Regions from separate parts of the Homo sapiens genome. Here region 2 is linked to region 1. The links are chromatin loops, found by intact Hi-C in ENCODE. Cell type or tissue: MCF 10A. All regions are shown on one strand. Each heading gives the region's core, and the rest is flanking DNA. Links, peaks and the distances in the headings are about the cores only. Region 1 overlaps SCCPDH (saccharopine dehydrogenase (putative)). Region 2 overlaps LOC102724382 (a long non-coding RNA gene).

Evidence for each region. A loop is a pair of places that touch in the nucleus more often than their neighbours do. Peaks named below come from ENCODE experiments on the same cell type or tissue, not always from the same donor. Only the 100,000 strongest peaks of a DNase experiment are listed, where the experiment ranks them.
Region 2: it touches region 1 in a loop (8-fold over the local background); 43 of 110 quality-filtered maps call a loop at or near these places.

The regions. Positions count from the first base shown.
Region 1 is chr1:246,741,261-246,757,318 of GRCh38, reverse strand. SCCPDH (saccharopine dehydrogenase (putative)) reads right to left here. Exons shown (of 12, transcript NM_016002.3): 5 at 13,194-13,243. It also overlaps the pseudogene RPL35AP6. Among named protein-coding and RNA genes, the nearest start is that of SCCPDH, 25 kb to the right of the region's middle. RefSeq lists a silencer at 3,147-3,297. In MCF 10A, for the core only: no CTCF peak of the experiment used is centred there; a DNase peak (open chromatin) is centred at 8,168.
Region 2 is chr1:246,682,471-246,698,528 of GRCh38, reverse strand. It overlaps LOC102724382 (a long non-coding RNA gene), which reads right to left. Exons shown (of 3, transcript XR_949364.3): 1 at 15,344-16,058; 2 at 8,315-8,376; 3 at 6,000-7,061. Among named protein-coding and RNA genes, the nearest start is that of SCCPDH, 34 kb to the left of the region's middle. RefSeq lists an enhancer at 8,175-8,695. In MCF 10A, for the core only: a CTCF peak has its summit at 8,859 (motif pointing left); a DNase peak (open chromatin) is centred at 8,828.

The sequences.
Region 1 (16,058 bases), core at 6,384-10,383:
AGACGGGAGTGCAATGGCACGATCTCAGCTCACTGCAACCTCTGCCTCCTAGGTTCAAGCAATTCTCCTGTCTCAACCTCCCGAGTAGCTGGGATTACAGGTGCCCACCACCATGCCTGGCTAATTTTTGTATTTTTAGTAAAGACGGGGTTTCACCATGTTGGCCAGGCTGGTCTCGAACTTCTGACCTCAGGCAAGCCGCCCGCCTTGGCCTCCCAAAGTGCTGGGATTGCAGGCATGAGCCACCGCGCCCGGCCTAGCACTGACCTTTCTTTCCCAACCTCTAGGTGGGCCTTTTAATTCTCTATTACAGGAATAAACTTCATTTATTATATTGATTGTACATAATTGTATTATGTCCTTCCTTCTATGTTGTTTACATTGTTTAGGTCAACAGAGTAATTCAGAAAGATTCAAAACTAATTCTGTCACAAGATTTTCAAAGAGGGATATGTGGGAGGCAGATATGAAGGTACCTTTCATTGTTAATAAACAAAATAAGAGAAACAATAAAACCATCCAAAGATTCAGGTTTTCCTATCTCAGCTTTGATGATACTGAAAAGCAGAGATACCAAATCTAACTTTCATTCTGGTACAGATTTATTTCTTCTGTTTTATTAAAACTACAACAGAACTAAAGTCTTAAAGGTTTGATTTGTTATCTACTCAATCTGAGCCTAGCCAAAAGGGCCTATGTGAATCTCTACAAATGTAAAGATTCCAAACACCAGGAGAAAACAGCTTTTTAAAAATCTAAACATATTTTCTTATACAACTAAGCCATTGAAAAGGAAAAAATTACATTCAATTTAAAAAACTATTTGCGTTTCACAGAAAAATATAGAGACGTACCTAATACAATTTTATTAAATTGTATATTCATGTATGTTATGAAGCCAACGTACATGTAAACATCCAGGTCAAGAACTACAGGTAACCAGCAACTAAGAAGGCCCTCCTTCCGTCCTGCCTTTACAGTAATCAAGAAAAATTCTTTTCTTTAGAGTTTAATCACCTAAGAATTCATCCCTAAACAGTACAATTAGTTTTGCCTGTTTCTAAGCTCTACAGAAATGCAATCAAGCAAGATTTATTACTGAGTGTTTGGCTTCTTATGCTCAAAATTGTGATGTCAGGATTTACCACGTGTTGTAAGTAACTCCTACATTGCAGCTAGCCTTTTGACTTTCTTAATCGTGTGTTTTGGGAAACATTCTCAATTTTAAAAGTACACAAACGTATCACTTTTTCATTACATTTAATGCCTCTTTGTCTTTTTGTAAAAGCCATTCCCAACCGTGAGGGCATCCACAATCCATCTAAACTTGATTTTGGTACGGGGTGCAAAAGTATGAATCCAATTCCATTTTTTCTCCAAGTAGATACTCAATTGTCCCAGCAGCATCTACCGAAAAGCCCCCTTGCTGTTCCTGCCAACTTGAAGCCCGGAGGCCTGCTGGGAGGAGGAATTCTAAATGACAAGTATGCCTGGAAAGCTGTGGTCCAAGGCCGTTTTTGCCGTCAGCAGGATCTCCAGAACCAAAGGGAGGACACAGCTCTTCTTAAAACTGAAGGTATTTATGGCTGACATAAAATGAGATTTGATTTGGGCAGGAAATGCGCTTATGTGTACAAAGAATAATACTGACTCCTGGCAGCAAACCAAACAAAACCAGAGTAAGGTGGAGAAAGGTAACGTGTGCCCACGGAAACAGTGGCACAATGTGTGCCTAATTCCAAAGCAGCCGTCCTGCTTAGGCCACTAGTCACGGCGGCTCTGTGATGCTGTACTCCTCAAGGATTTGAACTAATGAAAAGTAAATAAATACCAGTAAAAGTGGATTTGTAAAAAGAAAAGAAAAATGATAGGAAAAGCCCCTTTACCATATGTCAAGGGTTTATGCTGACTTAATAACAGGTCTTGATCTCCAAGAGTGTCTTTCTGCCTTATTCTCTTTCAAGAATATCTTGCCTGTTCTCAGCCCTTTGAGTTTCCACATACATTTTAGAAACAGCTTGTCCAGATGCACATCGAAACAAAACAAACAAAAAAACCTGTTTGTGATTTTGATGGGAATTGCATGAGATTATAAACAAATTTGAAGAAAATTAACTACAAAATGGATTCATATTTTAATCCATGAATACGCTGGATCCTTCAATTTATGTCTTCTTTATGGTCCCTCAATAAAGGTTTACAGTTTTCTTCAAAGAAATCTTGTACACTTTCTATTACTTACTCTTAGGTACTTGATTTATTTAATGCTATCATAAATGGTGTTTTTTACAAAAATAATCACCTTCTAACTGTAGCTGGCATACAGAAATACAGCTGATTTTTATATTAATTTCATATCCAGGAACAATAAAAACTATTGTGGAAATAAATGAAACAGAATAGAAAAAATCAACAAAACTAAAAGTTGGTTCTTTGAAGAGGTCAACAAAACTGACACATTTTGGCTAGACAGACCAAAAAAAAGAGAAAGAAAACCCAAACTACTAAAATCAGGAATAAAAGAGGGAACATTATTACCAACCTTATAGAAATAAAAAGGAGTATAAAGGAATACTATGAAAAGTGTATGCCAACAAATTAGATAACCTAGGTGAAACGGACACATGTCTGCTCAGTGGATCACGACCCTCTCACACGGACCCCCTTAGAGTTGTAAGCCCTTAAAAGGGACAGGAATTGCTCACTCGCGGAGCTCGACTGCTGGAGACGTGAGTCTTGCCGAAGCTCCCAGCCGAATAAAGCCCTTCCTTCTTTAACTTGGTGTCTGAGGGGTTTTGTCTGCAGCTTATCCTGCTACAGCCTAGTTGAAAAAATTTATGTTCAAGTGCTATTTCTTTTGCGGCACTGAAAATTTACTTCTAACAAATTTGGGGGCCCGCCCGGGATTCCCATTCTCCTTTGGTGAAGGGTCTGGTCCTCTCCCATGAGGAGGCATGCCCCGCTGCCTTGTTGCAGTGGCCTCAGGGGTAAGGAATCAAGACCCACCGGGTGTGACAAATAAACCCGGACTCTCAGCAATGCAGAAAGAAACTGGCTGGCGACCTGGGGAAAGGGATCATCACACACCGCAGCGACCAGGTAACTCTGTGCACAGACCAAGGTAAGAAACACCACAGGAGCAGCCAAGCGTTTCCTCGGTGGTCGGGATACTCTGCGGGGGTTGAAAGTGTGTGTGAATGCGAGGAGCCTCCAGCAGGTGGGGCTAAAGGATAGGAGACACATCTCTAAGATGAGAGATGGGGCCTAACCAGGACCCAATATGGGAAATACCCCAAGCAAGACAGGGACCAAGAAGGACAAAGATAACAAGGATATTCCCCTTGAGTGCCCCCTAGGTCTCATGTTAAAATACTAGAAGGATAATGAAAGGACCAAAAACAAGAAAAAGCAGCTGCTGTCCCAGACCCTTCTCCTATCCCCATTGTCCCCCTCCTTATAACCCTGCCTCCTGGGAACTGTCCCAGGAGCCCACTCACTACGAGCGTTAAGTCCTCTTCCCTAAAAGGACTTCAGCGTGAGATAGAGCAATGTAAAAAGGATTTTCAGAACTTCCCTTTCCTCTCTTCTCGGGGGAAGAAAGAGCCACGATCCGTCGAACTGCTATGGGAGTCTTGGAACGTGAACACCCTTCTGGCCAAAACGTTCCTACAGCGGATCAAAAATTTCCCGCCCAAAACCTCAGGTGGGACAATAACAATGCAGCCCCTCAAGAAAATATGCAGGACCTTAGGGAATTGATAATAAAGGGGATTAAAGAATCAGTATCCCAGAATCTTACCCAAACATTTTATGTACAGCAAGGGAAAGATGAAGCACCTATAAAATTTTTTAGATTAAAGGAACAAATGAGAAAATATGCTGGTCTAGGTCTCGAGGATCCTCTTGGGCAGGGAATGTTAAAACTGCATTTTGTCACTAACAGTTGGCCAGATATTAATAAGAAATTACAAAAGATAGAGAACTGGAAAGATAAACCTATAGAAGAGCTTCTAAGAGAAGCCCAAAAAGTGTATGTAAGAAGAGATGAAGAAAAAAGCAGAAAGCAAAAATTCTGCTGTCTACCATACAACAAAGTACCCAGGGGGCCAGAACCTGTAAAGAACCTAGACCCCCACTCTCCAGGCAACATAAAGAGGATGAAAGAGTAAAGCCAGGAGACTCAAAGGTAGAGAAAAAAAATCCTAGAGGAGAAAGACTGACAGGGAACAGAAGGAGTCAAGGAGAGAGAAAGAGAGAGAGAGAGAGTCAAAGAAAAAGAGAGAGAGAGAAAGAGACAGAGAGGCAAAGAGAGAGAAAGAGACAGAGAGGCGGAGAGAGAGAGAGACAGAGACACAGACGAAGAGGCAAAGGGAGAGAAAGAGGACAAAACAAATGTTTCGAATTAAAAATAGGTCACTTCAAAAGACAATGTCCCAAATGGGAAAAAGAACAAAAGTCATATATAAAAGCAAATCAGTTCATATTAAATTTCTGTTAATTCCAGAGGCAGGAACAAACTTATCAGAGAGAGATTTAGTACTAAAATTTGGCTTACGCCTCTATATTGATTAGGGAAAATTCCTCCCCTCCCTAAACTTGCTCCCCACCGCAGACAAAGAACACATTCATCCCAAGGTATGGTCAAAAGACAGGAATCGAGGAAAGTTACAGATTCCTCCGATTCGTGTTAAATTAAAAAAATTAAAAACCCCTGGGGAAGTAGAAAAGAGAAAGCAATACCCTATTCCTTTAAAAGTGAGGGTAAATTTAAAACCTACAATTGATAATTGAAGGTCTTCTCTGTGACGGGCTGCTTAAACCCTGTATGTCTCCCTATAACACTCAAATTCTGCCTGTAAAGAAGCCAGATGGGTCATACTGGTTAGTGCAAGAACTTAGAGCTATTAATCAGATAGCCAAACAGACTACCGTTTCTTAGCTGTACAACTGGCCTGCTTTGCAGCTAGGGAAAACCTAGGACACATGGAGTTAAATGCTAGGAGAAGCCAGACCTCATCTGCACTTCTGTCTAGGTCCTAGGCTCTACACCTAGCACATAATTAAAATCCCAAACTTACAAGGTTTTCAACAAAAGTAAAGTTTGCTAAAAGTTAAGTCTAACATGTATGATCCTAACTTCTAATCTTGTGGCCTCAGGCAGTCTAGTCCACAGACATGAAGGCAGTGTGCTTTGGAAAAGAATGGTTATCATCTTTGACATTAAAAAAAAAGGAGAATTAGCCGGGCGCGGTGGCTCAGGCCTGTAATCCCAGCACTTTGGGAGGCCGAGGCGGGTGAAGCATGAGGTCAGGAGATGAGACCATCCTGGCTAACACGGTGAAAGCCCGTCTCTACTAAAAAAATACAAAAAAAAAAAAATTAGCCGGGCGTGGTGGCGGGAGCCTGTAGCCCCAGCTACTCAGGAGGCTGAGGCAGGAGAATGGCATGAACCCGGGAGGCGAGCTTGCAGTGAGCTGAGACTGCGCCACTGCACTCCAGCCTGGGCGACAGAGCGAGACTCCATCTCAAAAAAAAAAAAAAAGGAGAATTTATGTAAAAAGAATCTTATATGGTAAATTCTTGTCCTAAAGTAAATTAACTGGTTGTTTAAAGAAAGGGATATTTACGACAAGTCAGAAAGTTAAGGCATGTCAAAGGTCGTCTGTGAAAGTCGTGAAAAATGTTATAAAAGGGAATTTATGCAAGAAATGTCATATAATTGAAAAGTAATTAGGCCTCCTGAATGTAAAACTATTGAAGAAACAGTTTATGTGCAAGGTGTGTAAGGAAAGTAAAATATACTTTTGGTAAAAGGATTATAAGGAGGCATAAGAATGTGGATTTTTACCTACATTAAAAGGTTAAAAATTGTTTTGAAGGTTTAAGCAAGGTTTGAAAAGTTAATTGTAAAGGAAATTCTGTGTGTAAACATATTGGTTAAAGTTTCTGTAAACTGGACATTAAAATAAAAGCACAACAGGTTTTTCTTAAAGTACTAACCTGTTCTTTAACAAAAATTATAAAGGGTTAAAAAGAGTCTATAAAAAACTTATGGTCAGACATTAAAATTGGATAAATATGTCTAAAAGGTTTTATTAAAATTGAGTTTAACATTAATAGCACACTAATAGAAAGGTGACATTTAGCTGATCTGCTAATTGTCAAATATAAAATGGCATTTGGGTTTCTTTGGTCTAAAAAATTAATAAAAACAGTTGCTAAAGAGAATTCTGAAGGAAAATGGATACTGCCAGACCAGAGAGAAATGTTATCCAAACCCCTTATGAGCGAAATGTTGTTCCAGCTGCGTCAAGGGACCCACTGGGGGCCCCACGCCATGTGTGACGCAGTCCTCAGAGTTTATGGGTGCACAGGAATTTATACCCCGGCCAAACGGGTTACAGACAGTTGCTCAGTATGTAAGAAAACCAATAAACAAACTATAAAAAGATTACCCCTTGGGGGAAGGAGTCCAGGCTTAAGGCCATTCCAAAGTATCCAGATTCATTACACAGAGATGCCTCCAATTGGTCGTCTAAAGTATTTATTAGTAATAATAGATCACCTTACTCGTTGGGTACAAACTATTCCCTTTTCAAGTACAACTGCTAGTAATGTAGTCAAGGCATTAGTTGAAAATATTATACCCAGGTTTAGATTAATAGAAAGCATTGACTCAGATAATAGGACTCATTTCACTGTACATGTCATTAAGAAATTAGCCCAGGTACTGGATATAACATGGGAATATCATACTCCCTGGCACCCACCTTCATCAGGAAGAGTGGAAAGAATGAACCAAACTCTAAAAAAGCCACCTAACCAAATTAGTCTAGAGACTCGGGTGCCATGGACTAGCTGCCATCCCATTGCCCTGCCTAGAATCTGAACTGCCCCTCGGAAAGATGTTCGCTTATCCCCTTACGAAGTGTTGTATAGGTTGCCCTGTTTGCACTCCACTGCTGACATTCCCACAGTCAAAACAAAAGATCAGTTCCTCAGAAATTGTATGTTTGGTTTATCTTCCACTTTCTCGTCCCTCAGAACTATAGGTCTTTCAGCACAGGTACCCCCCCGCTAGAGTTTCCAGTACACCAACATTAGCATGAGGACCGTGTCCTTGTCAAAAGCTAAAGGGAAGGAAAACTCGAACCCGCTTTCGAAGGACCCTACCTAGTGCTTCTAAGCACCAAGACCGCGGTTCGAACAGCAGAAAGAGGATGGACTCATTACACCTGGGTCCAAAGAGCACCACCCCCTCCAGAATCATGGACAGCTATTCCAGGGCCAACTCCAACCAAGCTAAAGCGAAAATGGGTTTGAACCTCCTATACTGCATCTCTTTCTTTTCCCCTTCTATTGCTAGTCCTCTCTTTACTAGTGTAACTAGGTCAAGTTCACCCCAAACCATTACTTTTGACGCTTGCCTTCTGATGCCCTGTGAAGATTTGTCAAACCAGAGGCAAATCTACACTTTAGAAAAGTATCTTTATCCTTCCTAGCTCTCCTCAGACTGGAAATCTGTTAACTGAGATAAGTTAGTTTGGGAGGACTTTGACAAAGAGTCCAGTATGAACTGGGAATCTTGTCCTCCTAGAGCAGAGCTTCTCTGCCGAAATTTGTCCGATGCTCTATAAAACACCAAAGAGCAAGGACGGACGGCCCCAACTAGTACTTGCAGCTTCTTAAAACCATACATTCATTTTACTAAAGGAGTTTCCCCTCCCCATGGTCAGCTGAACCAATGTAATCCAGCACAGATGACGACTGCTGCTCCCCAGAGTTCTTCCCCTTCATTAGGCCATTTCTGTGGTGTAGGAGAAGTCTCAGGGAAGGACCCCATAGGATCCTTTGAAATGTACTTCATTGCCTCCTCACATCCTGCACCCCCTTCTCCCTCGTCTAAGTTCTCCACTAACCAAACTTTCTCTCATTATATACCCAATGATAAAACCTATGTAGCTACTGTAGAGGTTAAAGATTTAAAACAAACTACAGCAATTGAAACAGGGTATCTGGATGCAAATGCTTGGCTGGAATGGATAAAATATTCTGTTTGCACGCTAAACAAAAGCGACGGTTATGCTTGTGCAACAGGCAGGCCAGATACCCAAACTGTCCCCTTTCCACCTGGGTGGTTCTCTCATGACTGGGCATGAGCTGTGTGGTAGCTCTCTTCCAGAACCCTACAGCCGAGGCGATGAGTCATGCAAGACTCTTTCACTGCTGTTCCCTGAGGTCAAGAGCCTTGTGGGTCAGCCCCCGAGGGCCATGTGGCCTCCAGCCTGATATTAACTTCACCTCGTGCCTTTCACGGCAGACGGAAAAGTTAGCATTCCTTGGAGACTTAACAGGGTGCAGTGAAACCAAGCCTTTTCCAGAGCTTACCCACCAGTCTGCCCTTGTTCATCCTCGAGCAGGTGCGTGGTGGTATTGCGGGGGACTATTGCTGGGTATTCTGCAAGTAATTAGAGCAGCACTTGTGCTCTAGTCCAGTTGGCCATCCCTTCCACCCTAGCATTCTGTCAACATGATAAAAAAGAAAATCATAAAAGAAGTGCCCCACATGGGTCCTTTGACCCCCATGTTTATATAAACGCTACTGGAGTTCCATGAGGAGAACCAGATGAATTTAAATCTCGAGATCAAATAGCTGCAGGATTTAAGTCAATATTTTTACAGGTGACAATTAATAAAAACAAAGACTGGATACATTACATCTATTATAATCAGCAGTGGTTTAGTAATTACACCAGGGATACTGTCAAAGGGATAGCAGAACAATTGGGGCCCACTAGCCAGATGGCTTGGGAAAACAGAATGGTCCTAGATATATTAGCCAAAAAAGGCGGTGTTTGTGTTATGATTGAAACTCAGTGTTGTACCTTAATCCCAAACAACACTACCCCCACTGGGAGCACAACGAGCGCCTTACAAAGACTTACCGCTTTGTCCCATGAACTAGCTAAAATTCTGGAGCCGATAACCCTTTCTCCGGGTGGCTAGAAAGGTGGTTTGGTAAATGGAAAGAACTCAGCCTCAATTCTTACTTCTCTTGCAGCTGTAACAGGTGTACTCATTCTTGGTGGGTGTTGTGTCATACCGTGCATCCGTGGGCTAGTCAAAGACTTACAGATGCAGCACTAACTAAAACCTCCCTTAGCTCTCCTCCACCCTATTCAGATCAGCTTTTTCTTTTAGAGGATAAAGTCGAGCAGCAAAGCCAAGACATGTTAAAAAAAGTTTGAAGAGGAAATAACAAGAAAATTGAAAGGGGGGAAATTGTAGGATAGAATAAATTCCTCTTCGAAGGTTTCAGCCTGTAAATTGTTACGTACAATGAGTCCTGAGATCCTCTCCAAAGAACCAATGTGTCAGTTATGTTCCGCTCCCCTGTTCTTTGTTCTTTAAAGTTTAACATCCTCGTTCTTTACGTCTCCTTGACCCTAGTTTCAGTAAACAACCCCCTCCTAGCCTCTATCACCTGCTCTGATCTTAGTCACCCTTGGTCACCTGCTCTGTTCTTAGTCATCCTGAGCCACTTGTTCTGTAACTGTCCTTCCTCGTACCCCTGCTCTCTTTAAAATAGCCAATCGGAATTAGCTTAGACTGCAGTCCAACCCTAGCCAAAAGGGGAATGACACAGCAGTAGGGGCTACCTGTGTCAGGGATAAGAACACCTTCCCCTCCCTTGTTCAGGTGTGCTCTCACCATTGCTCCATCCACGAGATGCACCCTTCTATAGAAGTAAAGTTGCCTTGCTGAGAAATTTTATGTTTCAGCGCTATTTCTTTTGCGGCACTGAAAATTTATTTCTAACAGCCAGGCTGGTCTCAAACTCCTGACCTCAGGTGACCCACATGCTTTGGCCCCTCAAAGTGCTGGGATTATAGGCATGAGCCACCGTGCCCAGCCTAACTTTCTTAATTAACTGAAACCTGTCTCAGATTTTCTGGGTTCACACTCTATTACCCCAGGTCACATCAACTGGCTTAAGAATGAGCAAAATGACTAATCTTCTCTATTGTTTGACATATAAACTGGGTAGCTCTTCCCAAGAAATCATGAACCTTTATTACAAAGTATACTTGGGGATGCCAGTACCTTCCCTGCTCTGTCCGGAGCCTACATAAAGAAAAGCAGAAGAAAAGAAAGAGACAAAAAGGGAGAAACAAGAGGGGAAAAAAAGAGTTCGGACAGTATCATTTGAACATCTAGATCCAGCCATATGATTTACTCTCAGGCATTTGGTTACATGAATCAATAGATTCTTTTTTGTTTTGTTGGTTTAAGCTGGGTTTCTAACACATGCTACCAAGGGTCCCAAGCATGCTTTTCTCATTCTTGTTTCTGAGCCTTTGTTCCAGTTGCTGCCTTTGACCTTCCAAATGCTATTCACTTTTCAAAGCCAATTTCAATAAGGCCTCTATGGCGCATTCCCAAATTACTCAGGCCCACTATCACTTATTTTTATTTTTGACACAGTCTCTTGCTCTGTTACCCAGGCAGGGGTGCAGTGGCACGATCTCGGCTCACTGCAACCTCTGCCTCCCAAGTTCAAGCAATTCTCCTGTCTCCATGACCCGAGTAGCTGGGATTACAGGAATGTGCCACCATGCCTGGCTAATTTTTGTATTTTTAGTAGAGACGGAGTTTCACCATATTGGCCAGGCTGGTCTCAAACTCCTGACCTCAAGTGATCCATCTGCCTCAGCCTCCCAAAGTGCTGGGATTACAGGCGTGAGCCACTGCGCCTAGCCACTTCTTTTTATTCTTATAAGGGAGGAGACCACCCCTAATATTGTCTTATGCCCAGTTTCTGCCTCCAAAGAAAGAAGTAAAAACTAAAAGGCAGAAATGAAATCCACAGGCAGACAGCCCGGCGCCGCGTCCTGGGCCTGGTTACAGATTGACCCTTGACCTGACCGGTTGTGTTATCTATAGATTCCAGACATTGTATGGAAAAGCACTGTGAAAATCCCTGTCCTGTTCTGTTCCGTTCTGATTGCCGGTGCATGCAGCCCCCAGTTATGTACCCCCTGCTTGCTCAATCAATCACGATCCTCTCACGTGGACCCCCTTAGAGTTGTAAGCCCTTAAAAGGGACAGCAATTGCTCACTCGGGGAGCTCAGTTGTTGGAGATGTGAGTCTTGCTGAAGCTCCAGCCAAATAAAGCCCTTCCTTCTTTTTTTTTTTTTTTTTTTTTTTTTGAGATGGAGTCTCGCTCTGTCGCCCAGGCTGGAGTGCAGCGGTGCGATCTTGGCTCACTGCAAACTCTGCCTCCCGGGTTCACGCCACTCTCCTGCCTCAGCCTCCTGAGTAGCTGGGACTACAGGTGCCTGCCACCACGCCCAGCTAATTTTTTGTATTTTTAGTAGAGACGGGGTTTCACCGTGTTAGCCAGGATGGTCTCGATCTCCTGACCTCGTGATCTGCCCGCCTCGGCCTCCCAAAGTGCTGGGATTACAGGCGTGAGCCACCATGCCCGGCCAGCCCTTCCTTCTTTAACTCGGTGTCTGAGGGGTTTTGTCTGTGGCTTGTCCTACTACACTTATACTCTACTAAAGAGTCTGTGTAACCACAAATTTTAGCATATTTTACATACCTCTTTACGTTAATCTGAACCCACAATCGAGATGAAGAAAGTACTTCCTCTTATTAAACACGTTCCATCCCACCCCATCTTTGTCTTTGATACACTATTTCCTCTTCCTTCACATCTCCACAGCACCAGCCCTTGAAATTCAGCTATATCCCAGCTTCTCCAGAAAGTTCATGATCTCTGGACTCTTAGTTAGATGTATTCGCCATTCTTAGAATCCTACAGTATTTCATCTGATCTCTTTAATAACAAACATTTTTTTCTTTCCTGCCAAACTAAATTATTACACTTTAAAGGTAGGGTTTGCATCTTATTCATTTACATGTCATTTTCTCTTGCACAGTTACTATATGCATTTGCACCACTATACAATATTTGTTGAATGAATATAATTTAGAACAAATACTTCTGAAGCCACAGTGCAGACCTAGAACTGGGTTAGGCACTATCAGCATAAAAGTATTGTCATAAAACATGGTCCTTTCCCAGAAATGCAACTGTCTTACGTTCCCAACGTCAATGTCTTACGTTCCCAACGTCAATGTCTTACGTTCCCAAATGCACTGTAGATTCAGTAAGACTAGATTCACCTCATACACCTCTGTTTGGTCACAGCAGTACCTAAGTTAGGCGCATGATAAAACTATGCTGACTTGCACTAAGGTGAAAATTTTCCTGGCCAACAACATTTACTGTGCACCAGTGATAAATGCTTTAGTGTTGAGATCATGATAATTCATTCTAATACAATGAACTGTGCAGTTGTTTTTAAAAGAAATTATATTTTAGGGGCCGGGTGCAGTGGCTCACGCCTATAATCCCAGCACTTTGGGAGGCCAAGGTGGGCAGATCACTTGAGGCCAGGAATTCGAGACCAGCCTGGCCAACATGGCAAAATACCAACTCTACTGAAAAAGAAAAAAAAAAACAAAAATTAGCCAGGTGTGGCGGCACATGCCTGTAATCCCAGGTACTCAGGCGGCTAAGGCAGGAGAACCACTTAAATCCGGGAGGCAGAGATTGAGTGAGCCAAGATCACACCACTGCACTCCAGTCTGGGCAACAGAGTGAGACTCTGTCTCAAAAAAATAAAATAGCCAGGCATGGTGGCTTACACCTGTAATCCCAGCACTTTGGGAGGCTGAGGTGGGCGGATCACCTGAGGTCAGGAGTTCGAGACCAGCCTGACCAACATGGAGAAACCCCGTCTCTACTAAAAATACAAAAAAAATAGCCGGGCGTGGTGGTACATGCCTGTAATCCCAGCTACTTGGGAGGCTGAGGCAGGAGAATCGCTTGAACCCACGAGGCAGAGGTTGCAGTGAGCCGAGATCATGCCATTGCACTCCAGCCTGGGCGACAAGAGCGTAACTCCATCTCAAAAATAAATAAATAAATAAAATAAAATAAAATAAAAAGAAAATAAAGTATATTTCAAGTCAAAGTAATCTTGGCAATGTATCTTTTTAAAAATTAAACATGGTGACTTTCACACATTAAAAATTATACATACCTAAAAGACACATGTATCATTTCCAAAATATTTTTAATATTAACTTGAAACAACACAAGACAAACCAAAAAACCAACCTCAGGTCCTGAATGTATAGTCAGGAAACTTTCCACAGCAGTCAAAGTACCTAAAAGAGTAGGAGAATGGTAAAAAGCAAAATAAAATAACATCTAAATTATTTGGGGTAAGTAATAATAAACAATGCGTATTCACTTAGGGACTAGCTTTTCTAAGCCTACAGCTGACACAGAAAATTTGTACAGACAACAGTTTTATTATGTTTTTGTACACAGACTTACGAAGTAGCTATGGCCAGGTAAACCATCAGAAAGAGTAGTCTAGCATAAACTCTATCTCTATTAGGTCTAAGGATTGGAACACTGAATATTTTGAAGATATTCAATTCACATTTCACTGTGACAAAATCTTTTCTAGTATTTAAAAACTGATGACAGTAAGAATCTCCCCCAATAAAGCAACAATTGAGCTCACCCGAATTCTGGGAGGCTCTTTAGGACACAATTACCAAATAGATCTATGAGGCTGGGCATGGTGGCTCATGCCTATAATCCCAGCATTTTGGGAGGTCAAGGTAGGAGGGTCACTTTCTTTTTTTTTTTTGAGACAGAGTCTGTCTCCCAGGCTGAAGTGCAGTGCAGTGGCGTGATCTCGGCTCACTGCAACCTCCACCTCCTGGGATCAAGCGATTCTCATGCCTCAGCCTCCCAAGTAGCTGGGATTACAGGCGCGTACCACCATGCCCGGCTAATTTTTGTATTTTTAGTAGAGATGGGGTTTCACCATATTGGCCAGGATGGTCTAGATTTCCTGACCTTGTGATCTGCCCACCTCGGCTTCTGAAAGTGCTGGGATTTCAGGCGTGAGCCACCATGCCCGGCCCCCAATTTTTTTAAAAAAATTAGCCAGCTGCAGTGGCATGTATCTGTAGTCCTAGGGACTACTACTACCACCCTACTAGGGAAGCTGGGGTAAGAGGACTGCTTGAGCCCAGGAGTTCAAGGCTGCAGTGAGCCATGATCACGCCACTGCACTCCAGCCTAGGTGACAGAAAAACACCTTGTCAAAAGAAGGAAGAAGTTAGATCCATGGGAATTATTCTGCTTTAAAATATGACAGCTTTCAAAAGGCTTATTAACAGTGGCTTACAATGAATGTACACAAAAACTATCAAAACACCCTCTGTGATAGCATATAAAACACTCAAAACAAGACTACTAAAATGAAATAAAAAGAAGTATAAAATAAAAATTGGAAACCAAGCCAGGAAAAAGGGGACATCAAGTATATTACCCATGAAGACTAATATACAGGCATAGTGGTTAAGTATTTAATTATTGAGTTTCTCAAGAACATTGAGGCAAAAGAAAAATATAATGGGCTGGCTAATTCTCAAAATCTGATAAATGAAATATATTCATTCCTTAAGAGACAATGTTCCTGGTTTTAATTCTAAGAGAAAATTAAAACATGGGGCCTTACAAAGTTGACACCAAGCAAAATAATAAATAACCACGTCATCAACAAAGCTGTTGCAGCAGAAGAGAACTACAGCCAGATAAATGTCGTTAGTCTGACCACAGACAAAAATAAAAAGCAGATCATTAACGTATAACTCACTAGAGCGATTCTGATGGTTACTAAAAGAATGTGGCCTGGGTGTGCGGCTCTGTGATCTAACCCGATCCGCAGAAGAACACAGAACACCTAAAGCGGTAATCCAATAAAAGTGGACCACCTGCATCAACAATCAGCTGGGGTGCTTGCTAAAATGCTGACTTCTAGGTGTCAGGATCTGAAAAAAATTTTAAACAAACCTTAAACTAATATTTCTCCCTTATGAAGGAAAAAAAGGCTTATTCAAAATAAAAGCAGAGAACAACCTCAAGAAACAGGATTATCATGAAGAAAACTTCTAAACTTCACAGACGTTAAAGCATTATTTTAAGAAATGGAGACATATTAGGTCTAAGGATTGGAACACTGAATATTTTGTAGATGTTCAATTCACATTTCACTTTTTAATTGGAATGGTTCTAGTGTTTCACCATTCATTAAGTATGATACAGCTACTGCCTTCTGACATTCATTCATTCGTTCATTCATTCATTCATTCATTTGAGACGGAGTCTCCATCGCCCAGGCTGGAGTGCAACAGCGCGATCTCAGCTCACTGCAACCTCCGCCTCCGGGGTTCAAGCGATTCTCCTGCCTCAGCCTCCCGAGTAGCTGGGATTACAGTTGCACATCACCACGACCAGCTAATTTTTTTGTATTTTTAGTAGAGACAAGGTTTCACCATGTTGGCCAGGCTGGTCTCAAACTCCTGACCTCAGGTGATCCACCTGCCTTGGCCTCCCAAAGTGCTGGGATTACAGGCGTGAGCCACCGTGCCCAGCCCTGACATTTATTATGTAGGAAACTATTCTATTCCTAAAAATGTAAAATCAGTAAATGGTGTGAATTCTCAATTTTCAAATCATTTTTTGAGATGGGCATATAGCTGTTCACCTCTGATATAATTGCATAACTTCCTAATGCTAAACCTTGGTCTCAATATATTGTTCTTCTAAAATGCCACTGGATGAGCTGCGCATGGTGGCTCACGTCTGTAATCCCAGCACTCTGCGAGGCCAAGGTGGGAGGATCACCTGAGGCCAGGAGTTCAAGACCAAACTGGGCAACATAGTGAGAACTCATCTCTACAAAAATTTTATAAAATTAGTTGAGTATGGTGGCATAAGCCTGCAGTCCTAGCTACTTAGGAGGTTGTGGAGGGAGCACTGCCTGAGCCCAGGCATTCGTTACGGTGAGCTACGGCAGAGCAAGATCCTGTCTCTTAAAAAACTTTTTAAAATGGCACTGGATTAAAATTTTATATAGTATTTTCTTTTTACTTTTAATTTCATAAGCAAGATTTGTAG
Region 2 (16,058 bases), core at 6,811-10,810, 59 kb after region 1:
GATGGGGTTTCCTGGTGCCCACCCTTGGTGGTCTAAGCACAGGTGAAGGGTTACCTAAGGAATCAGTAAAGAAATATTTGCAGCCGGCGCGGTGGCTCACGCCTGTAATCCCAGCACATTGGGAGGCCGAGGCAGGAGGATCACTCGAGGCAAGAAGTTTGAGACCAGCCTGGCCAACGTGGTGAAACCCCGTCTCTACAAAAAATACAAAATTTAGCCGGGCATGGTGGCACACGCTTGTAATTCCAGCTACTCAGGAGGCTGAGGCAGGAGAATTGCCTGAACCCAGGAGGCAGAGGATGCAGTGAGCCAAGATCATGCCTGGGTGACAGAGCAAGAGTCCGTCTCAAAAAAAGGAAGAAAGAAAGAAATGTTTGCACCATCATCTAGCCCTTTGGGTAAGAATGAGTTCTGAACACCCAGCAGGAGCATCATGTAGGTAGGCACAGTGACGAGTGGGACTGCCATCCTCCTTGGCTCACACAATTCTACCAGACCGGTTTACTGCAACGTCCTCTGTCTCCCCAGGAATGCACGCTAGAATCAAGGCAGGGAAACTGATGTTCAGTGGGAATATCTGGGTAAGCACTATCAAACACATTTACTAGCTCTCTTGAGACCAAAGCCATCCAAATTAGACTGCTGATATCTATTTGTTTACAGGAATTAAATAAGGATAAGAGAGCCAGGCATGGTGGCAGTGCCTGTGGTCCCAGGTACTCAGGAGGCTGAGGCGGGAGGATCACATAGGCCAGGAGCTCGAGGCTGCAGTGATTGTACCAGCGCACTGCAGCCTGGGGGACAGAGCGAGACCTCATCTCTCTCTCTCTTTTTTTTTTTTTTTTCAGATGGAGTCTCTCTGTCACCCAGGTTGGAGTGCAGTGGCGTGATCTCGGTTCACTGCAACCTCTGCCTCCTGGGTTCAAGCGATTCTCCTGCCTTAGCCTCCCGAGTAGTTGGGACTACAGGTGTGCACCACCACGCCCGGCTAATTTTTGTATTTTTAGTAGAAATGGGGTTTCACCATACTGGCCAGGCTGGTCTCCAACTCCTGACCTTGTGATCCGTCCACCTCAGCCTCCCAAAGTGCTGGGATTACAGGCATGAGCCATGGCGCCCGGCCGACCTCATCTCTTAAAAAAAAAAAAAAAAGAAAGATTTAAACCAACAACAAAAAACCCCTAACAAACATGTGATAGTTGGATTGCGAATACCGATTGGATTAGGGTGTGGCTGAGAAAACCTTGACCCAGCAGGGGCAGAAAGAAGGCACTGCCTTCGGGGCTGGATCAGAGAGGTGCTTTCCCGAGCGGCTTCCTGAGCTGCTCAGCGTTCTGGAGAGAAGGTGGCTTATTTCTGCCCCTTCCCCTGCGGCCGCTGGGCCACGCTCTGGAGGCCGGAGCCCTCCGTGTGCGCCTCTGCTCTGACTCCCGAGGGATGTCGGGCAGCTGAAGCCAGGCAGGGCTCCCGGGTGTGTGACTGTGGTTGTGAGAGTGTCCTCATGCCACATGACAGCGTGGGAAAGGGGCTTGTCTGTTCCTGTAAGGGCACCAAGGCTTCCTGGTTGTATCATTTCCCTTTGGATTTTTGACAGGATCCTTCCCATTCCCAGTGGATTCGGGAAAATCCTTTCGGGCCACTGGTCAGCATTCTTTTCCTCCAGCGAGCTGGGGCACCTCCATAAAGCTGACAGGCAAGGCGCAGGGCCCTCCTCACCACACACACACAGACACACACACACACACACACACACACACACACACGCCTACACACACACACACACACACACACACACACACACACACACACGCCTTTCAGTCACCGCAGGGCAGGGCCCCTGCGCCCAGCATGATGCTGTTCCTTTTGGAAACCACGAGGTGGCGCTGCTGAGACAAGGTCAAAGGTGAGGCTCGTTCCCCTGCGCTGCGAGCAAGAGGCGGCGCCCCTGGTCTGAGTCCTCAGCAGGATCCTGTCCTGGCTGCCGGTGCTGTGGCTTATTCATTGATTTTCCCATCACTTCAGCAAACATTGACTGAGTGCTACCAGGAGCCAAGAAATGGACAATGATCCATGTTCATTGCTATAGTACCTGAACACTTAAAAACACGCTCCCGGGCGGGTGACGCACGCCTGTAATCCCAGCTACTGAGACCTACTGAGGAGGCTGAGGCAGGAGAATCGCTTCAACCCGGGAGGTGGAGGCTGCAGTGAGCCGAGATCGCGCCACTGCACTCCAGCCTGGGCGACAGAGCGAGACTCTATCTCAAAGCAAAACAAAATAAGACAAAAACAAAACCAAGAAAACACGTTTTCAGGAGCTCCCAGGTCCCCAAGTGGAGCTGGAGAGGCTGCGACAGCCCAGGTCTTGAGGAACAGGTGGGTTTTGTAGGTGAGCTTGAATATAGGGGGCGCGGGTGCAGAGGGAGCCTGGCAGGTGTGGGGCAGCCAAGCCAAGGCAAATGGGTGTGACTGACAGTGAGGAGGCTAGACTAGAAAAAGCCTCTCTGGAGGCCTCAGTTTCTTTATCTGTCAAATGAGCTCCAGAGACTCAATGCAGCACTGCCAGGTCCCTCGCCTGGTAGAAGGAAGGGTACCCATGACAGGCTGTAAGAGGCATCCTCGATCATGAGATCATGAGATGGACAGGCCTGCACCCAAACCCCAGCTCAGCCCGCTACTATTTCCGTGCCTCTGACAAGTCCCTTACCTCGCTGACCTCCTGCTTCCTCTTGTAGAAAATGAGATTGATGGGCTGGGCATGGTGGCTTATGTCTGTCATCCCAGCACTTTGAGACACTGAGGCAGGAGAATCCCTCAAGGCCAGGAGTCTGAGACCAGCTTGGGCAATACAGTGAGACCCCATCTCTATGAAAAAATTTTGAAAAATTAGCCGGGCGTGGTGGTGCACACCTGTGGTCCCAAGTACTCGGGAGGCTGAGGTGGGAGGATCGCTTAAGCCCAGGAGTTCACAGCTGCAGTAAGCTATGATTGCACCACTGCACTCCAGTCTGGGCAACAGAGAAAGACCCTGTCTCAAAAAAACAAAACAAAACAAAACAACAACAACAAAAAGAAAGAAAATAAAACAAAATTGATGATACTTGCTTTGATTTGGGAGAATGTATTCTGGCAGGGTTTCAGAGCCAGGAGGCTGTGCTCAAGTTCCGACTCAGCCACTTAGTAATTGTGTGTCCTTGGGAAGTCACTGAACCTCGCTGAGTCAGAGTTTCTTCATGCCTTACATGACTACACCCAGTCTACCTTATAGAATTAATGAAAACTTAAATAAGGTGGTGTTTCCAATCCAGGAGCTAGAGCATAACGGGTGCTGAGTTATTACTTTTCCCTCTTAACTCATGTAGCACTTGCTACCAGAAGTAGAGTTCAGCAATGCGTCCTGCCTTGATTTGCTGATTAATGTTATGTTTGTTGGCCTTGTCTCCGCAACAAGATTTTAAACTTCATAAGGTCATGGACCATGTTGCCGAGCACCATGCCCAGCACACAGTAAGCATGGAATATACAGTCTCCAGCCAAGCACCATGCCCAGCACATGGTAAGCACGGAATATACAGTCTCCAGCCGAGCACCAAGGGCAGTTCACTGATATCGGGGGAACCCACCCACAATATATCAATGTAGGTTCTTTCTATTTTCTATAAGTGTCAGACTGCTGAGAAATAAAGAGAAAGAGTACAAAGAGAGGAATTTTATAGCTGGGCCGCTGGGGGTGATATCACATATCACCGTGATGCCCACCTGAGCCTCAAACCAGCAAGTTTTTTATTAAGGGTTTCAAAAGGGGAAGGGGTGTAAGAACAGAGAGTAGGTACAAAGATCACATGCTTCAAAGGGCAAAAAGCAGAACAAAGATCACATGCTTCTGAGGGAACAGGACAAAAGGCAAAGCAGAACTACTGATAAGGGTCCAACAAAGATCCCAAGGCAAAGGGCAAAAGCAGAACTACTGTTAAGGGTCTATATTCAGCGATGCATGTATTGTCTTGATAAACATCTTAAACAACAGAAAACAGGGTTCGAGAGCAGAGAACCAGTCCGACCACAAATTTACCAGGGCGGAGTTTTTCCCCACCCTAATAAGCCTGAGGGTACTGCAGGAGACCAGGGTATATATCTCAGTCCTTTCCTCAACCGCATAAGGCAGACATTCCCAGAGCAGCCGTTTATAGACCTCCCCCCAGGAATGCGTTCCTTTCCCAGGGTATTAATGTTAACATTCTTTGCTAGGAAAAGAATTTAGTGATATCTCTCCTACTTGCAAGAAGAAAAATATGGCTCTTTTTTGCCCGACACTGCAGGCAGTCAGACCTTATGATTGTCTTCCCTTGTTCCCTAAAAATCACTGTTATTCTGTTCTTTTTCAAGGTGCACTGATTTCATATTTGTTCAAACACATGTTTTACAATCAATTTGTACAGTTAACACAGTTATCACAGTGGTCCTGTGGTGATGTACATCCTCAGCTTACAAAGATAATAGGATTAAGAGATTAAAGTAAAGGCAGGCATAAGAAATTATAAAAGTATTATTTGGGAACTGATAAATGTCCATGAAATCTTCACAATTCATGTTCCTCTGCTGCGGCTCCAGCCGGTCCCTCCGTTCGGAGTCCCGGACTTCCCACAACAACTCAGACTATGGCACTTTCTAGTTTTCTCTTAGAGACAGGGTCTTGCTCTGTCACTCACGCTGGAGTGCAGTGGTATGATCACAGCTCACTGAAGCCTTGACCTCCCAGGCTCAAGTGATACTTCCACCTCAACCTCCCAAGTAGCTAGGACTACGGGTGTGCACCATGGCACCTGGCTAATTTTTTAATTTTTGGTAGGGGCAGGGTCTTGCTATATTGCCCAGACTTGTCTCCAATTCCTGGCCTCAAGTGATCCTTTCACCTCGGCCTCCCAAAGTGCTGGGATTACAGGTGTGAGTCACCATGGGCAATAGCATTTTCACTGATCCAAACAGTATTTGAGGAGATGCTATATTCAGGCTTATACATTCTAGAACTTTTCCTTTTCAAGATTTAAACTTCCTGTATAACAATGTCCTATATCTTGTGGCTGCTAATAACTGGAATAATAATAGCTAACTTTATTGAATGTTTACTGTGTGCTTTATACACATGATCTCATTTAATCTTCATAACAACCTGACGAGGTGATTTATTATTATTCCCACTTTACAGATGAGAAAACTGAGGCTCAGGAAAGTTAAGTAACAAGTGAAGTTTCCACAGCTAGTACTGTAAGTGGGAGAACTGAGATTTAAGTCCAGGTCTTTCTGATACTGGAGTTCTTGCCTGTGAGCACTCTGCAATACTGCCTCCAAAGTAATGACATGCATGCAAGCACCAGGCACATAATAGGTACTCAATAAAAGTTGGCTCTCTTCCTTCAATCAAGAAGTGTATCAAAGGCTGGGCAAGGTGGCTCACACCTGTAATCTAACACTTTGGAAGGCCAAGGAGGAAGGATTGTTTGAGCCCAGGAGTCTGAAACCAGCTGGGCAACATAGTGAGACCTCATCTCTACAAAATATAGAAAAAATTAGCCAAGTGTTGGTGGCACACACCTGTAATCCCAGCTACTTGGGAGGCTGAGGTAGGAGGATCACCTGAGCCCAGGAGGCCGAGGTTGCAGTGAGCTGTGTTTGCACCATTGTACTCCATCCTGAGTGACAGAGTGAGACCCTGAAGCAAGCAAGCAAGCAAACAAGCAAGCAAGAAAGAGAAGGAAGGAAGGGAGGGAGGGAGGGAGGGAAGGAGGGAGGAAGGGAGGGAGGGAGGGAGGGAGTAAGGGAGGGAGGGAGGGAGGGAGGGAGTAAGGGAGGGAGGGAGGGAGGAAGGGAGGGAGGGAGGGAGGGAGGGAGGAAGGAAGGGAGGGAGGGAGGGAAGGAGGAAGGAAGGGAGGGAGGGAGGAAGGGAGGGAGGGAGGGAGGGAGGAAGGGAGGGAGGGAAAAGAAGGGAGTCTAGGATGAAGTGGGCACCTAAGCAGGTGAATAGGATAGGTAAAATCTCATCCCTGCCCTCAGGCGGTAGACACTCTCCAGTCATAAGCTCTAATGTGCTGTAGAAAAGCCTCAGGTTCTCAGGGGTTTTCCAGCTGAGCATCTGGAAGGCCGCAGTGCAGTTCTGTGTCCAAGCACTGCAGAGCCTCATGCAACAGTCTCATCACTCGGTGCGACCCTCCTGGAAGGTCTGTTCCCAGGGGAGGCTACAGCGAGGCAAGGGGAATGCAAGAGTTCCTAGCCAGGCTAGGACCTCAACTTGGCATTCGCGAGAGACAGATTCTCTGTGTCCCCCGTCCCAGCCCTGAAACCCACAGGAGGTAGAGGAGCAAGCTCTCAGTGAAGGCCTCGTCTCTGGAATCTCTTCTTTGGGGAAAAAACGACATGAGCCTGCCACAGAGCCTGTTTATGAAACAAATCAGAGAGCTATTTTGAGCAATTACCCCCAGCAATCACGACAGCATAACTTGTGTAGTCGGAACTAGGTCACCAAGTAATCTCACCAGCGCCAGAAGAAATTCATCTGGGAAGGACACTAGCTTGGGGAGATGAGATAGGATAGGCCCTGGCCTCTTGTCAAGATATCCAGATTTCAAGGGACAACTGAAGACACAACAGAGACAGGGGCTCACTATGCATTTCCTTTTAAAATTGGCAATAATCTGGCCACAGAATCAAGGTAAAGTTACTGAATCCTCTGGTTCTTGGTTCGGCATGATTGTAGCTGCTGGTGGTTGTCATGGAAACCAGCAGAGGCGTTAGATCTTAGCTCTGACACTCAGGAGAAGCTGAACTTATTCTGTTATGAGCTTTTTTTTTCTCTCTTTTTTTCTTTTTTTTTTTTTTAAATAGAAATTGTCTTGAACCTGGATAAACAGGCCTCAAAGTTTTTCCTCCGCCTGGCTTGGATATGTTTCTGTTTCTGCTTTCTGGCTACACAGAATCTAACGACGCATCAAGAATTGGCCCTGGTGCTCTGTAAGATGTTTTGTTGGGTCTCTTTTCAGTTGCCAGAGACAGAGACCTAAATCGACCTAGGTTAGGTAAGAAAAAATAAAAAGATTCATTATTGAGTAAATTATCAATGTGATATTGAATACCCTTTTTTTACTTTTTAGTTTTTTCATTTAATTCTAATTTTAAAATTTATTTTTTCATTTTACTTTTTTTTCCCCCACAATATAGGTGGGGAAAGACCGAAACTGGTCTGAAAATATTTGGAAACACAAAGACGGCCTTGGGCTGGGCGTGGTGGCTCATGCCTGTAATTCCAGCACTTTGGGAGGCTGAGGCAGGAGGATCACTTGAGCCCAGGAGTTGGAGACCAGCCTGGGTAACAAAGGGAGACTCCTTCTCCACCAAAAATTAAAAAATAAGCCAGGTGCGGTGGTACATGCCTATAGTCCCAGCTACTCAGGAGGCTGAGGTGGGAGGATCACTTGAGTCCAGGAAGTTGAGGTTGCAGTAAACTATGATCACACCACTGCACTCCAGTCTGAGTGACAGTGAGACCCCCATCTCTAAAAAAATTTAAAAAATTAGCTAGGCATGGTGGCACATGCCTGTAGTCCCAGCTACTTGGGAGGCTGAGGCAGGAGGATCACTTGACCCAGGAGGTTGAGGCTGCAGTGAGCTGTGATTGTGCCACTGCACTCCAGCTTGGGTGACAGAGGCAGATCCTGTCTCATTAAAAGGGTGGGAGATGACATTAGGAGTCTCTCTCTGTTTTGCCATCTCTCATCTTCGAGTCCATCACACTCTTGCTCTGTCGCCCAGGCTGGAGTGCCACGGCATGCTCACTGCAACCTCCGCCTCTCGGGCTCAAGCCATCCGTCCACCTCAACCTCCTGAGAAGCTGGGACTACAGGCACGCACTACCACGCTTGGCTAATTTTTCATATATTTTGTAGAGACAGGACTTCACCATGTTGCCCAGGGTGGTCTCAAATACCTGGGCTCAAGCAATCTGCCCGCCTCAGCCTCCCAAAGTGCTAGGATTATAGGCATGAGCCACGGTGCCCAGCCCCATCAGACTCTAAGCCTCCCCCTGGGCAAGGGATGGAGCAGGCAGTTCTGAAGTCACATCCTCACACTCTTTCTGCTTTAGTTTAAGGGAGAGAAGTTGGCTTCGAGGATGAAAAAAAATCCCAGGTGGGTTCTGATTGCCTCAGCTGGGAACAGGTGCCTGCGCCAGGGCCGGCTGCCACGTGTGAGGTGGGACCCGTGTCCTCCGCCCTCTGAGACAGCCAGGTGTTGGAAAGGATCTAAAACACGAATTCCATCTCACGTGTGTATATAGACGGCAGCTCCATTTGTTGTTCCTTCTAGGGGGTCCATACTTGTATCAGTCTGAGTCCAGTCCGGAGAGAGAAATCACGTAGTAATTTGAACAGAGAAAATTCAATATAAAGAATTATTTACTAGAGCAAGGGATTACAGCCATGAGGGGCTGGCTAGTAACAAAGAAAGAAAACTCCAGTGAACCAGCCCCAGGACTGAGAGAGCCCCCACGCCGGCCCCAGGCGGAGATCCAGACCTGTGCAGCTGTGACTCTGAATGGCAGAGAAGTTGTTGTGGTGCCCTGTGGCAAATCCTTCTGGAAGTCGGCCCTCCGAGGTGCCAGGTGTCTTGATTGCTAGAGGCATGCTGCTATAAAAACGGCACCAGGGCTGGCGGGCGCCGGGCTGGGCGGGGAGGTTCCGTCTCCTGGGTGCTGCTGGCTGCAGTCACTGTAGGAGCGGGGCACTGGGGGAACCACCCAGTGAGCACCCTGGAACCCAGAGGCAAGTCAACCTCTTCTCCTTCTCCCGTGTCTCTCTATCACCCTCTACTGGCAAGATTTCAGTGCTAGCTAGCCCGGGAAAAAAATATTTAAAGGTCCAGATCCATTTTCACAGAGTAGTCCAAAAGGGGGAATTTGGAGCTGAGAGTCCAAGATGGAAAAACTGGTCTGGGCGTGGCAGCTCACGCCTGTAATCCCAGCACTTTGGGAGGCCATGCAGGAGAATCACTTGCACCCAGGAGTTAGAGACCAGCCTGGGCAACATAGTGAGATGTCTCTATGAAAAATAAAAATTAAGAAAATTGCCAGTCCTGGTGGTACATGCCTGTAGTCCCAGCTACTTGAGAGGCTGAGGCAAGAGGACAGCTTCAGCCCAGGAGATGGAGGCTGCAGTGAGCTATGGTAGTGCCACTGCACGCCAGGGCCTGGGCAACAGAGCAAGACATTGTTGCAAAAAAAATGTATATATATATATATGATGCATAATACCTCAGATTACTCTCCGTTGGGGAAATATTCAGATTTTAGAAGCCATAAAGCAATGAAATAGACATTTAGCATCAACTATGTGTTATGTTTAGATTTGAATCTAACAGAATTAGGCGCTGTAGATCCTTGTTTAGCAGTGTGATATGATGAGAGCAAGTCTACCACATGAAGCTTCCTTTTAGATGCTTAAAATCACAGGGTAGGAAGGCTTGCTTCCTCTCCAGTTATTAAAGAAATTAAATTTAAAATTATATCATGTACCATTTTACACCTACCGGCATAAATGGAGGTGATAATGAACCCAGTGCTGGTCAAGTATTGGATACAGACGTGTAAACATCACTGGTGTCACCAGTTTATTACAGGGGTTCCGTCTTTTTGAAGGAAAATAATAAAACAAGAGCCTTAAAACAATCTTACCCCTTATTCAGTAATCCAAAAACCTCTGAATGTATTTCTAAGTAAAAAGTTCAAGGTCAGGTGCAGTGGCTCACGCCTGTAATCCCAGCAATTGGAGAGGCGGAGGTGGAAGGGTCGCTTGAGCCCAGGAGTTTGAGATCAGCCTGAGCAACAACATAGGGAGACCCTGTCTCTACAAAAATTTTAAAAAATTAGCCAGACGTGGGGGCGTGCAGCTATGGTCCCAGCTACTTGGTAGGCTGAGGTGGGAGAATCACCTGAGTCCAAGAGTTTTAGGCTGCAGTGAGCTATGATCACACCACTGCCCTCCAACCTGGGCAACAGAACAAGACTCTGTGTCTAAAATCATAATAATAATAATAGTTCAAAATAAAGGTCTATCTGTACAATAATATTTACAGTAGTATTCATTTATTATAGAGAGAAAGGTAGAAAACCCAAATGTCTAATGAATAAAGAAAGGTTACAGCCAGGCTCAGTGGCTCACATCTGTCATCCCAGCGCTTTGGGAGGCTAAGGCGGGCGAATGGCTTGAGCCCAGGAGTTTGAGACCAGCCTGGGAAACATGGAGAAACCTGTCTTTACAAAAACTACAAAAATGAGCCAGGCATAGTGGCATGCGCCTATAGTCCCAGCTACTCAAGAGGCTGAGGTGGGGGGATTGCCTCAGCCCAGGAGACTGAGGCAGCAGTGAGCTGTGATCTCACCACTGCTCTTCAGCCTGGGCAACAGAGTGAGACCCTCTCTTAAAAAAAGAAAAAAGGAATATGAGGATGAAATTAGGCAAAGTGAAGAAAATAGCCAAAAAAAAAAAAAGTGTACATACTATAACTATGGGGAAGAAACTTTATACACAGGTTACATGAATATACTAAAAACCACAGAATTGTTCACTAAGTTTTTGAATTTTATGGTATATGAATTATATCTCAAATGTAAAAAAAGAAAAAACACTAATTGAGGCCACAGGGATATGTAAAACATTTCTGTGGTAAAGGAGGGAGATGTTTTGCTTATGTATTCCTCCAAAGTTGTTTAAATCTGAAGTTTTAAGTTAAAAGTTTGATTCTGCAGTCTCTGTCCTGCTTTTTTGTAGCAGGCCAAAGTTGTTCCCTCACCACACAGCCCTCAACGGGGCTCACTCTACTTTTTTTTTTTTTTTTTTTTTGAGATGGAGTCCCACTCTGTCTCCCAGGCTGGGGTGCAGTGGCGTGATCTCGGCTCACTGTAGCCTCTGTCTCCTGGGTTCAAACGATTCTTCTGGCTCAGCTTCCTGAGTAGATGGGATTACAGGTGCCCGCCACCATGCTCAGCTAATTTTTGTATTTTTAGTAAAGACGGGGTTTCACCATATTGACCAGGCTGGTCTTGAACTCCTGACCTCGGGATCTGCCTGCCTTGGCCTCCCAAAGTGCTGGAATTACAGGCGTGAGCCACCACGCTCGGCCGCTCGCTCTGCTTCTGAGGGGTCTTCTACTCCCACGAGTAGACAGGTCAGGCTGCAAACACCCAGTCGCCATCACACTGGCGGGAAATGTCCCCTGAGCCGGAGTCAGGGACTCAGAGGGGCAATGGTGCTTCCGACCACTGAGGGTTCATTTCCTTCAGGGGACTGTCCATCGGGGGCGGTGTGGCGCCTGGAGCTCACACATGTGCAGAGCCTCAGCCACTGCTCTGAGAAGTCAGCAGTCAGAGTTCTATACACAAGGGGCTTAAGGGCTGCAGTCTAATTGGACGGGGGAGATGCAAGTGCCAAGAAAACATGGTGCTTGGACTTAGATTGCATACTTATTCAGGGTGGCTTTGGGGAATGCCCGTAACAGTTATGAAGATAGGGGCAAAAGCTTCCACAAGCGACCACATGGTGATGCCAACCAAATAAGGTAAATGTCGTGACTATCGTCCACATCTCATACTAGCAAACAGGCTTTGTGTGAGCAACAAGGCTGTTTATTTCACCGGGGTGCAGGTGGGCTGAGTCTGAAAAAGGAGTCAGCAAAGGATGGTGGGATTATCATTAGTTCGTATAGGTTTGGGATGGGCGTACAAAATACATTGTCAAGGGCGGGGGAGAATATATCGTATTAGTTAGGGTGGGGCAGGAACAAATCACAATGGTGGGATGTCGTCAGTTAAGGCTATTTTCACTGCTTTTGTGGATCTTCAGTTGCTTCAGGCCATCTGGATGTGTACATGCAGGTCACAGGGGATACGATGGCTTAGCTTGGGCTCAGAGGCCTGACAACACATGAGGAAATGGAGCTTAGAGAGGTTGAGTGACTTGTCCAAGGTCACATAGCTGGCCCAAGATGGAGCTGGGCATGAGCTTACTCCTTGGGATGATGGCGCCCATGCTTTGTGGCATCAGCATTACTGCAGCACAGCTTACATGTCTTACCAAAATGCTTCCTCTTTAGGAGGTGGGGTTGTGACTTGGACAAGGACACATTCTTCCCAAATCAATGACTGCAACACTTAACACTTCTTATGTAACTGGAAACCAATGAATATTGTTTCGGCAGGGCGCGGTGGCTCATGCCTGTAATCCCAGCACTTTGGGAGGCCGAGATGGGCGGATCACGAGGTCAGGAGATCGAGACCATCCTGGCTAACACGGTGAAACCCCATTTCCACTAAAAATACAAAAAATTAGCCAGGCGTGGTGGCAGGCGCCTGTAGTCCCAGCTACTTGGGAGGCTGAGGCAGAAGAATGGCATGAATCCGGGAGGCGGAGCTTGCAGTGAGCCCAGATTGTGCCGCTGCACTCCAGCCTGGGCAACAGGGCGAGACTCTGTCTCAAAAAAAAGGAAAAAAAAAAAAAAACAAAAAAGAATATTGTTTGAATGGATGAATAAATGAATATCAAGTAAATAAAAGAGGCAAAGCCATCATAGCAGTCTTTTAAAAAAAAACTGTATTTTCTGGGGATACTTAAATTAAATACTATTCCCAGAAAATACAGTTATCCTATTAATTCTAGTAACTCTCCTTGTCTCTTGGGTATGTGAACATAGATTATGTGTGAATATACACACGTGTGTGCTCTACTTCTGGCCAATGTTAAGCTTACCTAGATTACTTAATGTAGAGTGGATATAATAGAATGGATATATTCATAGCTGCTAGATTTAGGAAGGCAGTATTATTTTAACAGGCTACTAGCTTGCTTCTTTAGCAGTTACAATTCTATAACTGTATGATTGTTCCTTTTCTTTTTCTTCTTTTTTTTTTTTTTTATTTATTTTGGGAGGCTGAGGTGGGTGGATCACTTGAGCCCAGGAGTTTGAGACTAGCCTGGGCAACATGGTGAAACCCTGTCTCTGCAAAAAATATAAAAATTAACCAGGCATGGTGATGCATGCCTGTAATAACAGCTACTCAGGAGGCTGAGGCGGGAGGATTGCTGGAGCCCAGGAGGTTGAGGCTGTAGTGAGCTATGATGGCACCACCACACTCCAGCCTGGGTGACAGAGTGAGGCCCTATCTCAAAAAAAAAAAAAAAAAAAAAAGAAAAAGAAAACAAAAACCAAAAAACAAACAAACAAAAAAACCTTGGCCAACCCTGTCTTATGTAGTTAAATTATAAACATGATATTTTAGAACACTGGGATGGATGTATGCTGAAGGGTACTAGATATCTGGGGTACAGTTAATCTTGGGATATTAAGATCTTGATGTATGATTAGACCCTGGAGGGTGTCATGCGCGTCCTTGAGAAGAGACCACCAAACAGGCTTCGTGTGAGCAATAAAGCTTTTAATCACCTGGATGCAGGCAGACTGAGTCCGTAAAAGGAGTCAGCAAAGGGAGATCGGGGTGAGGCAGTTTTATAGGATTCGGGCAGGTCGTGGAAAATTACAGTGAAAGGGGGTGTTCTCTTGCGGGCAGGGGCGGGGGTCACAAGGTGCTGGTGGGGAGCTCCTGAGATTCATTGTCCAGGAGAAGGAATGTCACAAAGTCAATTGATCAGTTAGGGTGGGGCAGGAACAAGTCACAATGGTGGAATGTCATCAGTTGAGGCAGGAACTAATAAGTGGCTATTTTCACTTATTCTGTGGATCTTCAGTTGCTTCAGGCCATCTGGATGTATACGTGAGGGTCACAGGGGATATGACGGCTTAGCTTGGCCTCAGAGGTCTGACAGAGGGCATCTCGTCCATCTGCCCGCAAGATTCCTGATTTCACCCCTCACCCATCCCTTATCTTTCCAATAGTCAGTTTTCCTTTGAACATCTTCCTTAGAAGATGACCTCACCTTCAGAAGATGTCTATCACATTTCAGCCAGCTGTGACAAACAGAAACTTTATAAATTAGGCTGGGCGTGGTGGCTCACGCCTGTAATCCCAGCACTTTGGGAGGCCAAAGCGGGCAGGTCACTTGAGGTCAGGAGTTAGAGACCAGCCTGGCCAACATGGTGAAACCCCATCCCTACTAAAAATACAAAAAGAAGAAAAATTAGCTGGGTGTGGTGGCACGTGCCTGTAGTGCCAGCTACTGGGGAAGCTGAGGCACGAGAATCACCTGAACTCTGGAGGCGCAGGCTGCAGAGAGCCAAGATCGCGTCACTGTACTCCAGCCTGGGCGACAGAGTGAGATTCCATTTCAAAAAATAAATAAATAAATAAAATAAACTTTATAAATTGACCAAAATCTTTGTCCAGATTCTGAAGGCAGCTCTGCAAGGGAGATGCAAGTAGCACAGAGAACTGGCATGGTTTCCCTGCAGGCTGGTTTTCCTGGGAAGCGGACTCAGATGGAGTTTAGCCTGTACAAGTGCCCTCAGACCAACACCTGTGTAAGAGAGGAGGCAAGAGCGGGTGTGGGCAGTGGGAGGACCTGGGCTGTACTACAGGTCCAAGGACAGCCCCAGCCAACCCACAGGAATCTTTGGAGCTAGAATGCTCTTCAGAGTTTCCTGATTTCGGGGGAGATGGTCAGGTCTTCATACTCGGGCTTTCATCTGTCCCTGGATGTTGACAGGGCTGCTCTGGGGAGGAATGTGGTCTTGAAGAGCAGCTCCTGGAAGCTAAAGCAGGTCCCAAAGCCCAGAGGCAGTTTATGCAGAGATGCAAGCTCTCAGTGAAGGCCCAGCCTTCGGAATTGCTTATTTGGGGAAAAACAATGCGAATTTGCCATGGAGCTTATTTATGAAACAAACACACAGAGCTATCTTGAGCGACTGTCTCTAGGAGTCATTACAGCCCAACTGGTATGACGGGTGCGAGGTCACCAGCTAATCTCACCATAGTCAGAGCCCCGCTCATGGCAGCGCAGCAGCCAAGGCAACAAGTCCTTCCTTGAAGGACATCACTGCGCTCACCGAACACAGAGATGACATACATTAAAGCGGCGTGTCAGCCATTCCGTTGGCAATGTATTGGTTTGATAAATGTGTATCAGTGCAGCCTAAGCCACGGCATTAGCATGACGCCCACATATCACTGTTGGCTTATGATGACTGTCCACTAAACCCCTTCTTTTTCACATAGGCAGAAACTTTTTTCAGGGTTTTCAGGGAAGAAAGGGACCTGGGCTTTTAGCTCTCCCATCTCCCCTTCTGCCTCCAAACGATAGAAGCATAACAATAAAGACTTGGAGACCCAGCTTGCCATGCAGAGACTTACCAACAACCAAGCTACCAGATGCGTGTGAATCCATGTGGGGTTTGATAAGATTATTCTTTGTCCAAAGCCCTGATTGGTGGATAAGGTAAAGGAACCTAGTTTTCATTGGTAGAGGAATTAGGAGGAGGTGGTAGTGCCATCTGATTGGTGGAAAGGAGAGGGGCGTCAAGCTCACATTGGCTGGGAATTCTCCAGGTGCAAGCCACGTTCATCTCTGCACCCTCTTGAGAGTTCCCTTTGCTTCTTCCAAGCCTCTTTTCTCTGGCTTCCCACCCTGCCAGCATGGGGTCCACCCTGTAAGACGCCTGGGTGCCGATCTATCCTCTATCTACAGGGTCCCTGCTGAGCCTTTGCCCTGCAATGCCATTAGTTCCCCCCAGGCAAGGGACAAGGGGAGGCTCCTGCGGTTCATTAGTGTAAGGAAGGCCGGCTCCATGACACCAGCCCTGTGCTGTATTCAAGGGCAGGGCCCAGCTGACCCTCAGTGATGACGGAACACGGGAGAGATGACATACACTAAAATGGCATGTCAGCCATTCCATTGGCAGTTTGTTGGAACAGATGAAAAATGTGCCTCACTTCCTCATCCCTATCTGTAGATTTCAGAAATGTTGCCAAGGAAGACAAAAGATCTCTTCTCCAATGCTTGGCTTCCAATCGGTTTAATCTCTTGGAAAATGTAGACGTAATTGTTGAAAACAGGCTCTGCATCCTT